Regions from separate parts of the Homo sapiens genome. Here region 2 is linked to region 1. The links are chromatin loops, found by intact Hi-C in ENCODE. Cell type or tissue: dorsolateral prefrontal cortex. All regions are shown on one strand. Links, peaks and the distances in the headings refer to the core of each region. The heading gives the core; the rest is flanking DNA. Region 1 overlaps MBNL2 (muscleblind like splicing regulator 2). Region 2 overlaps MBNL2 (muscleblind like splicing regulator 2).

Region 1 (5,383 bases), core at 330-5,329:
GCCACATCTGAAGTCCTGGTCACTATTATCTCTAGGCTGGCTATGTGATAACATCCTAAGTGGTCTTCCTGCTTCCATTCTCGTCCCTCCTTAGTTCATTCTCCAGCTTCTGGCAGAGTAGATCTTTCCAAATGCAGGCCTGGCCACTCCTCTGCTGGAAACCATTCAGTGGTTTCTCATTGCTTTTAGGATAAAGGTCCCGTGTGGTCTAGTCTCTGACTACCTCCCCAGGCCATCTTACACCTCCCTGGCACCATGCTCCAGACAGATTAATTTTTCTTTTCTTTGAACTGAACACATTACACATTTGCCCTATTTTTGAACTTCCCACAAGCTGTCCCCTTGGCCTAGAATAATCTTCACCCCACTCTTTTCATCTTCCAGATCTCAGGGTATATGTCACTTCTTTAGAAAATGCTCAATTGTTATTTTACCTACCTCCCCATGCCATCAAGTCAGTTTCTATTTTTAATCTCACTGAACTCTACTTTTTCATTCATAGTACAGGTTGAGCATTCCAGGTCTGAAAATCCAAATCCAAAATGCTCTAAAATCCAAAACTTTTTGAGTGCTGACATACCCCTCAAAGAAAATCCTTCTTGGAGCATTTCAGATTTCAGATTTTCAAATATGGGATGCTCAACTGTTAATGTAATCCAAATATTCCAAAATCTGAAAAAAAAATCCAAAATCTGAAATATTTCTGGTCCCAAGCATTTTGGATCAAGGGGCACTCAACTTGTACTCATAAAAAAATGGCTGGGCACAGTGGCTCACGCCTGTAATCCCAGCACTTTGGGAGGCTGAGGTGGGTGGATCACAAGGTCAAGGAGATCAAGACCAGTCTGGCCAAGATGGTAAAATCCTGTCTCTACGAAAAATACAAAAAAAATTAGCCAGGTGTGATGGCAGACGCTTGTAACCCCAGCTACTTGGAAGGCTGAGGCAAGAGAACCTCTTGAACCCGGGAGGCGGAGGTTGCAGTGAGCCAAGATCATGCCACTGCACTCCAGCCTGGGTGACAGAGCGAGACTCTGTCTCAAAAAAAAAAAAAAAAAAAAAAAAAAAAATTACGCCTATAAAAATCCGCTCTTATTTTTCTTTCATTCCAGTGTGGAGGGGGGTGTCTTGGAGAGCTTTGCTGTGCCATGCATGTGAATATCATTGGGATTGCAAATAATCCACAGCTCCTGTAGCCACACTGGGCTAGGATCAGTCATGTTACTTTGGCTTCAGTCCTGGATGTGGCTGAAATCCTTAACCAAATTAATTCCATGAGCCTCTCTCTCTAAGTGGCCTAATAGTGATGTGATATTGGAAATGCATAACTTATGCATGTGTGGCTCCCTTAATGCCAGATTCTGGTCCTGATCTTCTTAGCAAGCCCCATCTCTGCCTTTGTACAACACTCCCATCCTCTACTCTCTGCATATACCCTGTATGTACTTCATGTTATAGCTACAATGGACAATTTTCTATTCTTCAAGTACACTCTTCCCATGTCCCAACTGGGATGCTTTTCCCCCACTGATAAAATCTTGCTTCTCTTCAAACTCCTAGGCAAATTTCTCCTACTTCAGAAAGTCTTGTTTCTCCATATCCTTCGTAACCACCACCTGGTGCACATGCTGAAGGCAGAATTCATTGTCTCCTCTCCTTCACTCTCGAATAGCTTTGCCCAGACCCTCAGGTACTCCTTCATCCTCTGTATAATATTTGGTTTTCACCTCTTTATGAACTCTTTTGTATTCTCATTACTGGCTCTGGAACCCAGAACATACCACGGGTTCAAGGTATGTTTTAATGAATTGAATGGAATAAATTTTGTTGTGCTTATGCAGATACAGATGCCACTAAACACTGATCAATCTTTCACCAAGTCATGTGATAATCTGATGTAACATTTACACGTTTCTCATAATTAGGCTGTATCTGGGCACTGTCCCCTGTTCTACTTATTCTGTACTTCCAGTATAATGAAATAAATCAAGGAAGGCTTCTGTGGGTTGCCTTTGTTCTGATCAGCTGAAGCACTTCACTAGGCACCAATTCTATGAACAAAGACTTCTCAAATGTTTTCTGCTTCAGTTGCACAAATATTTCAGCTGTCGTATCTGTGAGCCAGAATTATCTGGGTAGTTCCACTTTGCGGTGTAGACACAGCCTCAGTTTTTCCATCTGCAAAATGCAAATAACCGTGCCTGCCACTAACAGAACTGCAACATCTTGAAGAATAATGAGATAATGTCTATAAGAACACTTACAGTAACTTAGAATAAACCTGTCAGAGAAATGCCAAGAATTATTATGCTGCTATTTTTGTAAGTGTGTGTGGTTTTGCCACTTTCCTAACATAGAAAAGAAAAAGTCTAACTACTTGGTTAAAATAATCCCAATGAAAAAAGAAAAAAAAAGAAAACTCCCACCCATGGCAAATGTGCTAGGCCATCAAGCAGGGCAATAATTATCTTAGCATAGTTTGGGAGAAGACTCTCATATTTTGCATAAAATTTTATATTAATATCTTTGCAACCTGGAGGCAGAATTCCTAAAATCCAAATTCACATTGTGTCAATGGGAGAATTTTAGTATCATATCAAAAGCTTTAACTATGAATGGTTAAAACAAAAATGCTATTTTTGTTTCATATTTATGTTTACGTAAAACATTTATAGAAAAATCAAAATCTGTTCATTTAAAAGTAATGGGTCCTCTATGTACCAAGTTATAATAATTATTTTTGAACATCTTCACTTGATTTGCAGAGGTTTCAAACCAACAATGATGAACAATGATTGATTATTACCATTATCATTTTAGAAATAAAGTTGAAAATGGGTTTATAAGAAAGAAAATCAGAAGCAAAAACTTAAGCTAAAATGAACAATAAAATTCCTGGTATGGGTTTAAGCGGGAGAAAGATTATTTTAATTTCCTTTTAATAAAATTATTTTCTCTTTCCTCATTTAAGAGAAATGTGAAAATTCTTAGCAGTTGAAATACCATTTCAGAACACTAGATCCACATGCTTGTTCACTCTGATATTCATGTCATGTAAGAAATGGAAACCCTTCTAGTCACTGTATTGGTGCGCTAGGACCCACTTTTTGGCTTCCAAAGCCCACTGTATTGAGGGTTGCCAGACACACTTAAGCTGTTCTTAAAGAATCCACCAGAGGGCGGAAGTACACAACCACAGCAGCCAATGTAGCCGTATGGGTCCTTCATGAGATACATTTCATCAACAAAAATCAGGTCGTTGCGTAAGGGATGTTGTTTATCCTTGCTTTGGAAATGTTTATCCTTGCTTTAAAATGTTTAAAAGGTGAAACATTTTAAAGTGATGATTCTTTCAGTGATTTAACAAATCAGTCATTGTTGGGTTTGAGAGTTAAACATGTGCTGGAGGGCTTCAGATTCTTTTGGCAGGCTTAGCACCAGAGCTTCATAGGTATTCCCAGGACATGGTAATGGCAGTAACATCCATTCTTCAGAAACAGGCTTCTCCTTTTACGTTTTTCCCCTCAGTATATTCTTCCTTAATTTTTTTTTTTTTATCTTAAAATATCTAGTGGCCAAGAGGTCTACAATGACACACTTTGTAGAAACCACACAGGACATTAACGTAAGTTTACCTTCTAGTAATTATTTTACAAATGTGTTATTTCAATTAGATTACATATTAAGACACTGCTATGCTGTAACAGCACTGGGATGTCACTAATTAAGGCTGTAATAGGGCAAAAGTGAACTCCTAATAAATACTGAATTAGAGATTTCTTCTACAAGTCTGTGAGTTTAAGACAGGTTCAAAACTAAAATAAGAAAAAAACACTGAAAACCACTTTGCTCACATAATTTATATGTTAACTAAAATATGTATTGTTCACAGGTTACTAATCCATTTCAAAGTGTAGATTTTATACAAAGAATATCACAGAAATATTTTACCTCCCTCTGATGTTAACTCTGATAAGCTATGGGATTTAAGGAAATGGATAATAAGCTCGAAAAGTTCAAACTAATGGATTTGAATCAAAAAACTCTTTTTGTTAGAATTGTTATTCATTTATATTTACTTTCATTTCACTATCGTGGGCTGAAAAATGTTGACTTTCAAAGAACTCAATGGATGGTCTTCCCACCAGGACTTAAGTTACCCCTTGCTTCTAACATTGACTAAAAGGTGAAAAACATGGTCAATTATGGTGACTATCTTTGCGTATGGTGTGCGTGTGTGTGTCTGTGGTTAGAGATGTCGGTGCAAATGGGGGAGGGATGACATGATTTATACTTTTGTTTTTTTACTTTTATCTGACTTTTTGGGGTCAGTTATTTAAAAATTCACTTTTATCTGCTTTTTTCTTTTTTCAGGAGAACTCTGTGGAATGTGTATATATAGGCGGGCCCAGGTGGTAGAATGTGATGTAAATGGGTTTGGTCACAGGGAAACTCAGTTCTTTTTCTCATTAGTTGTGGCACCTTGGAAAGTCACTTCTCATTTAGGGGGCCTCAGTTTTCTCATCTGTAAAACAATCAGCTGGATGAGGAGATCACTAAGAGTCCTTTAAACTCTAAGATTCTATGACTATTACAATGGATCTTTTAGTGGAATCATAGTTAATGCACATCGTACGTAATAGTATCAGGCATTGGCTTAGACACTGAGGATAAGAGCTCTATATACTTGTGAACTTGGTGAAAGTTGAGAAGGATGGAGAAAGAGATAGAATGAATATAAAAATATGAGTAGAGAATTGCTTTAATTTGAATAGCCTCATTGTTTTAGTGCTCTGAATAGAAATAGAAAAAAATGGTTAGTATTTACTGGAATTGCTATTTTTAGGTCATTCAGAGTTAAGGACAAATTTCAATTGTCACACATAAAAGGTCTTATTTACATAAACAATTTTACAGGGCTTGTGCAAATACAAGAAACCAAAAGCCCTAACTGCTGTTTCTCATGGGTTAAATCTGTCTCTTCAATCTATCAAATATTTGGCTTTAGAATCCTAACAGTCTTTAGCTATCATTCAAAGTAAGGTAAATACATTTAGATAGCTAGGACAACGATGAATTTCAAACTGTATTATACCTTCAAAAGCAAACTAGATGCCACCAAACAGCTTAGAGAAATGAGAAGAAAGCACATGACCAGAAGGGCACAGGACGTAGGGCAGTAAGGGCACATACCTGTTGGAATGAACGCGGCGTGTTGCTGCAACTGTGCGCTGGTGAGAGCCTGCTGGTAGTGCAAGACGCTGGGGTTAAAGACCGCGCTGGTACCATTGCTTTTTTCAAGTGCTTGTCTCTTTGGTAAAGGATGAAGAGCACCAGGGGGAAAGGCCTAGAAATGAAGAATTCGATAAGATATGTCTAACTT
Region 2 (5,383 bases), core at 151-5,150, 120 kb after region 1:
TAAGTCTTAACCTAATCCTAATGGGAATATTTACCCTACTTCTGAGACCAAACTTCTCAGGAGTTTTATTACTATTTATTTAGATAAAATACCTGTAATCTTACTTATAAATCATTCTTATCTCTTTATTAATAAGAACTTCTTAATGGTCATTATTAGATAAAATACTCTTGGCCAACTCAAATTGCTGTGTGTCATTATAATGAATAAAACTGTACATCTTTATGAATAGTCTATAATTCAAGCTCTTCAGTAATTAGATTAAAATGCAGTTTTATTATATTTCAATTTCATTTTCTATAGTAGTGGATAAATGTAAGCCCATCCCAGTGCAGACCTGGTGTATCTCTCACCCAGATAAGCCCCTGTTTTTATGGGCAGTGTAAAGATGTACCCAGAACTGATTTCTTCAAAACAAGCACCGTGAAACAAATGTCTGATTCTTTGACCAATGTGCACCAGCAGCAAAACAAACAGGCCATTATATTTGTGGCAAAGAATGAGATTACAAAGTCAATGAAGAACAAGGCACATTATCTAGTCGTTGGTCTACATTGTAAAACAAAGGCACAAAAGTGCTGTTCATACATGAAAAAAGTCAAAGTTTCATGGTTCTCAGTGAAGTTCAATGGTTAGGGGATTCATACTGACTATAAGTTGACTTGTCTCTATTTGTTTCCCGATTTCTCTTAGCAGATGACAGGCTTTCCTTGGCTTTTCTGATCTTGATCTATTCAGCAGTGTTAACGAGACACTGGCCTGGTTTCCTCTCTGCATCCGTCAATTTGTTGCTTTCAAAATTACAGCTTGTGTTTATTCAGGACAGCTACAAAAGTCATCGTGTTTGAAATGCATGAAAACTTAAATTCATTGAAAATATTTCACTAGCAGGTTTCTTAAAATTTTTATCGTTGGTGTGTGATAATATTTGAAATTAAATATGACTAAAGAATCACATTGGAATTTTACAAGCATGTCTATGACCTAATCCTGTAAGTTAGCCTTTAAACTGTGAGGACTTTGAAACCACCATTATTCGTTGTTACATGAGATGAATCTGTTTTTTATTTGGTCATTTTTAGCCAAAAGAGAGGGTAAAATACTGTCCTTACTATGATCAAGAACCAGAGTGTGTTTTTTTCCCCCTTGCCTTTCTGATACTGTGAAAGACAGAAGTGTAGGGAGAACATGTAGAAGCCCACAGAGAAGTTTCCCTCTACCTTTTTTCTCCTGCCACTTCTGATGAATGATAACAAAATAAGATCCATGCCGGAGGATAAAATTCTCAGTTACCCAGCCCTATCCAGGATGAGCAAAATAGTCCTCTTTCTCTGCATCCACATAATGCTATTTGCTGGCAAATTTAGCTCTTAATTCGTTTGTTGTTTTTTCCCCCTCCAAGGGTGGGGAGGAGAGAAGAAAAAGAGAAAAGAAAAAGAAACTGTTAAATGCTCAATTGTCTATTAGTTTTAGCTTATAGATGCAACTTGATATGCCTTAGAAGCAACTAATTAGAAGGAACATGCTAATTAGAAGACTGACGTGCTTCTCCACTTTCGTTGATTTCTGGCATATGGGGCATCCTCCAAGACCCAGTTCAAATCCCTTGTTGGAAAATCATGACCAGCCCTGTCCCCTACCCCTACTACCCCAGCCAGCCAGTCCTGTCCTCCCTGATCCTTGTGCCCCCTTTCCATTTATCCTCACCTCCTTGAGGCTGACCTTGCTGCTGCTGTACCTGGCCAGAATAGCAGCCAGGCTAATGCATCTTTGTAGCCCAACCCCTAGTACAGCATCCGACACATGCTGGCTACTCACTTAGGGTTTGTTGACTGACTAAATAAATAAGCCGTCAGGAGCAGTCCATAAGGCAATCTAAGAACCTTGATTTTTCATCCTCCAGGGTAAACTGAAAATGCATCTACCTAAACTGCAGTGGAACTTGATATGTTCAAGGGACATTGTCTTTTGTTCAACTCTCTCTCCCACATCCACTGTCCGTGCCTGCCACTGGCCACCGCTGCAGATAGTCACTTGGGCAGTGGGGGATATATGGGAGGGGTTGGCTGGGTTGGTGACACTCTGAGCTCATGCCCAAGCTTTGGGGCTTCAGGCTGATAGAGGGCAAGAAGGAGACGCCTGCACAGGAGCGCATGCGCTCAGTGGAGGGGAGGGACTGCCGCGTGCGGAGCCCTGCTCAGTCGGCTTTCATTTTCCTTCCACCAGCACCAATTTCAGAGGATGATGTCATTGGACAACGACTCCATAATACATGCCAGTTATAGTAGCATCCCCACAGATCCAAGCTTAACTGTTCTCAAACTGTCAATCAAGCAACGTACAGGAGGGGGGAAAAAAAAAAAAAGGAACAAGTAAGTCCTGCTTATTCCAAGCTCTTTTAATGTTTCTTAGGTACCCTCATCCCCAACCCCGGGGGGCTCCCGGGACCCAGGAAGTCCTCATTCTGCTATGTCAACTGCAATGTATGCTCCTCTTCTAGACCCTACATTTCTCGGGGACTGGGGATGTTTCTGTGTTCCACATGGGGCCGAGGACAAGTCTCAGACACCACTCTGTGCCCTGCAAAATCACAAGTTCAGGGTCAGGATTATATTTTGGGTAGAAGACGGCAGGTAACAGGATTGTTGATGCCTCTACTGTCTAGCTGAGGGGACTGAATGTAAAACCCCTCTGAGCAGATCCAGGGACATCATCTCAGTTGGCCTGACCTGCACCAGGGAGTCAACAGGATCCTGGTAACAAGGTGACCCTGCAAGGCACAGGCTGTGTCTCAGTTGCCTAATGCAGCCCAAGAAATGCGGGAGCCTTGGCTATGAAGAGAGCAACATATTTGAGCCACGTGCCCGCTCCCTCCTCTTTCCTAGATCTAAACACCCTAAAGCACAAAGAAGAACATTGCCTTTTGGGTTCCAAAGACACATTTTGTAATTGAAGTTTCTGGAGGTCTAGGAGTGTGTTGGGGGTGGGCAGTGGTGTCGTCAAAATCCTACCCATTTCACTGCAGCTAGCCCAGGGTTGAGGGAGACACCTTCTCCGAGTTGTGGGAACATGGGCCTAGCCTTTCCTTGTTGCTTCAGAAGGCATCGGAAGTGTCCTCAATCAGGCAATTTCCTCTCGGAGGAACCCCATGTGTGCACACAATAAGAGCTCATTTCCTCCTATTGGCTTTTGTTTGAGTGGTTTCCTTTGATATGGGATGTATGCCACTCTCCTGCACAGTTATCTCAAACCAGGCATCCTTCTAAGCTCAACACAAGGCCCACTCCAATTGGAGTCAGACCCAACTCGCCTAACTCTGATGGCCCCTCCCTCCTTCCCACCTTAAATGAAGCAGCAAGTATCCAGGGCCCAAGTGAAATAGGGTTGGTCTCAGGGTTCTCCAATGGCTTTTGGGGTGCATGCCTGTGTTGCACACGTGCGTGTGTGCAATGTTTATGCATATGTGTGTCTTAACTGCTCAATTCCATTGCTACCAATCATGATTGTTTCACTTCATTACCTAGCATCAGGATACTAGGCACACAGTTGGATTTTAATCAGTGCTCTGAATGAAAGGACTAAGCCTTTTGAAAATGATTCACAATGGATTTGAAGATCTGTAGATATACTTTGATTTGGAAAATATTGAAAACCTTTCTCAACTGAAAGCTGAAACGGAGACTTAGATTTCAGAGTAGCATACATTTTTCTTTGCACTCCCTCCTCTGTTTTGAATTTTTTTCACGTTTCTGTTCTTATTTCTCCCTGTGTGCTGATCAAATGGACTCTGTACCACACTTCTTTCCTCTTGGTTGTGTGTGACCCAAATCTTATGACCCAGAGCTCCAGCAAACACCTAACTTGTGAAAGTATCTCTGCTGCTAATGGGTTCTCAGTGGGGAAAAAAAAGGACATGTGATATTGAGTCTTCCAACACAGGCAACTGGGTCAGCACATCCAGGAAGGAAGGGGACTTCAGTTCCAGGAAACACCTTGAACCAATCCTTACATATTCATGCTCTGAGCAACAAAGAGGCTAACCTTTCCTGAGGGACCAGAGGGCTAGAATGGAACGGCAGATATAATGGGAGTGTTTCCTGGACCCAGAGGAAATTCATTCATTCATTCAGTCAGTCAGTCATTCATTTCCAAAAGTTTTAAGCTCAGGAGTTTGGCCCCTGTGTGAGCCAGTTACCATCTGCTTGAACAACCTAAAAACAGCCCGAGTGAGGACAGAAGCAATTTTATCTGTGCCAAAACAGCTCAAGGCATGGCCTATCACGGAGCTCGTTCAAGTGCTTCATTTTCACACATGCACTACATGAAACTTTCCAAATGTAGCCCAGCCCTCCTGTTTTCAAAAGCAGCTACATTTCAATCATCCTAGAAATACTATGATTCCTTTAGTCTGGGTAACATGCTCCAGTGTTTTACCATCTCCTTCAAATGTAAACATTCCCAAAAGTCTTTTGTAGAATAAAAAGCCTTCTTGCATTTTGCTAAAAGAACAATGGGATCTTTGTGAGGGATATCAAGCCTTTAAGAATTTGCAGAAATAGTCATGTCAAAGCCCCTGCTCTTTCTAGAATTGCTTAGAGGGTCTATAGCATTCATTGGTGGTTATTCTCTAATAGCTTTATGTCCACCCCAGATAACTATATCTTATTTATTAATGTATATTTTGTGCAGTGTAGAAAGTACTTTCTCATGTAATTAAGTTACATGAGGTGATCTCATTTAATCCCAAGCATCGCCCAAAGAAGTGGGAATTATTACTCCCATTTTAAAGATAAGAAAACTGAGATTCAAATCGATGTCAAAATCTGCCTGAAGTTGTGCAGCTAGTCTGTGGCAGAGCCAGGATTTGGGTGCAGGATTTGAATGTTCTCCTAACCCCTGTGCCAGGAGGTCTGTGAATAATTTGTGTCAACATCACTGTGTAGTCTAGCAATAAATGTGGGTTCCTAGGCCCCACCTCAGACTCCCCGAGTCAGAATCATGGGAGGTGGGGCCTAGGATTCAGAAGTCTGGGGTGGGGCCCTGGAATCTGTCCTTCTAACAAGCTTCCCAAGAGTATGTGTATCTAACAAAATCAACCTTCAGAGTAACTTGGGAGAGCTTTTGAAATGGGTATGGAAAGAAAATACAACTTCTTCTCCTGGGGTTGGAGTTGGGTGGAGAGGTGAATATAGTCCAGAAATACAACCTTGTACCAGTGGCTACAAATCTTATTCTGGGTTTGTCTGTAGATGTGCTTGTCTTTTATTAAGTTTTCGAGTGGCCCTCAAGGGCAAAGAAATAGGTCAATCCATTTTGTCAGACGTGCTGTACATTTTGTGCAGCCACACATAACCAGAAGTATCTATCCTACAGCACTCAAGCA

The links. A loop is a pair of places that touch in the nucleus more often than their neighbours do. Peaks named below come from ENCODE experiments on the same cell type or tissue, not always from the same donor. Only the 100,000 strongest peaks of a DNase experiment are listed, where the experiment ranks them.
Region 2: it touches region 1 in a loop (4-fold over the local background); 12 of 110 quality-filtered maps call a loop at or near these places.

What each region holds. Positions count from the first base shown.
Region 1 is chr13:97,357,446-97,362,828 of GRCh38, reverse strand. MBNL2 (muscleblind like splicing regulator 2) reads right to left here. Exons shown (of 9, transcript NM_001382683.1): 7 at 5,194-5,347. Among named protein-coding and RNA genes, the nearest start is that of RAP2A, 74 kb to the left of the region's middle. RefSeq lists a silencer at 3,040-3,109. In dorsolateral prefrontal cortex, for the core only: CTCF peaks have their summits at 2,969 and 3,177 (motif pointing right); a DNase peak (open chromatin) is centred at 3,178; H3K27ac peaks cover 4,803 bases.
Region 2 is chr13:97,239,749-97,245,131 of GRCh38, reverse strand. The region is part of intron 1 of MBNL2 (muscleblind like splicing regulator 2); the gene reads right to left. It overlaps LOC101927385 (a long non-coding RNA gene), which reads left to right. Exons shown (of 4, transcript XR_001749966.2): 4 at 2,227-2,278. Among named protein-coding and RNA genes, the nearest start is that of MBNL2, 20 kb to the right of the region's middle. In dorsolateral prefrontal cortex, for the core only: no CTCF peak of the experiment used is centred there; a DNase peak (open chromatin) is centred at 2,131; H3K4me3 peaks cover 5,000 bases; H3K27ac peaks cover 5,000 bases.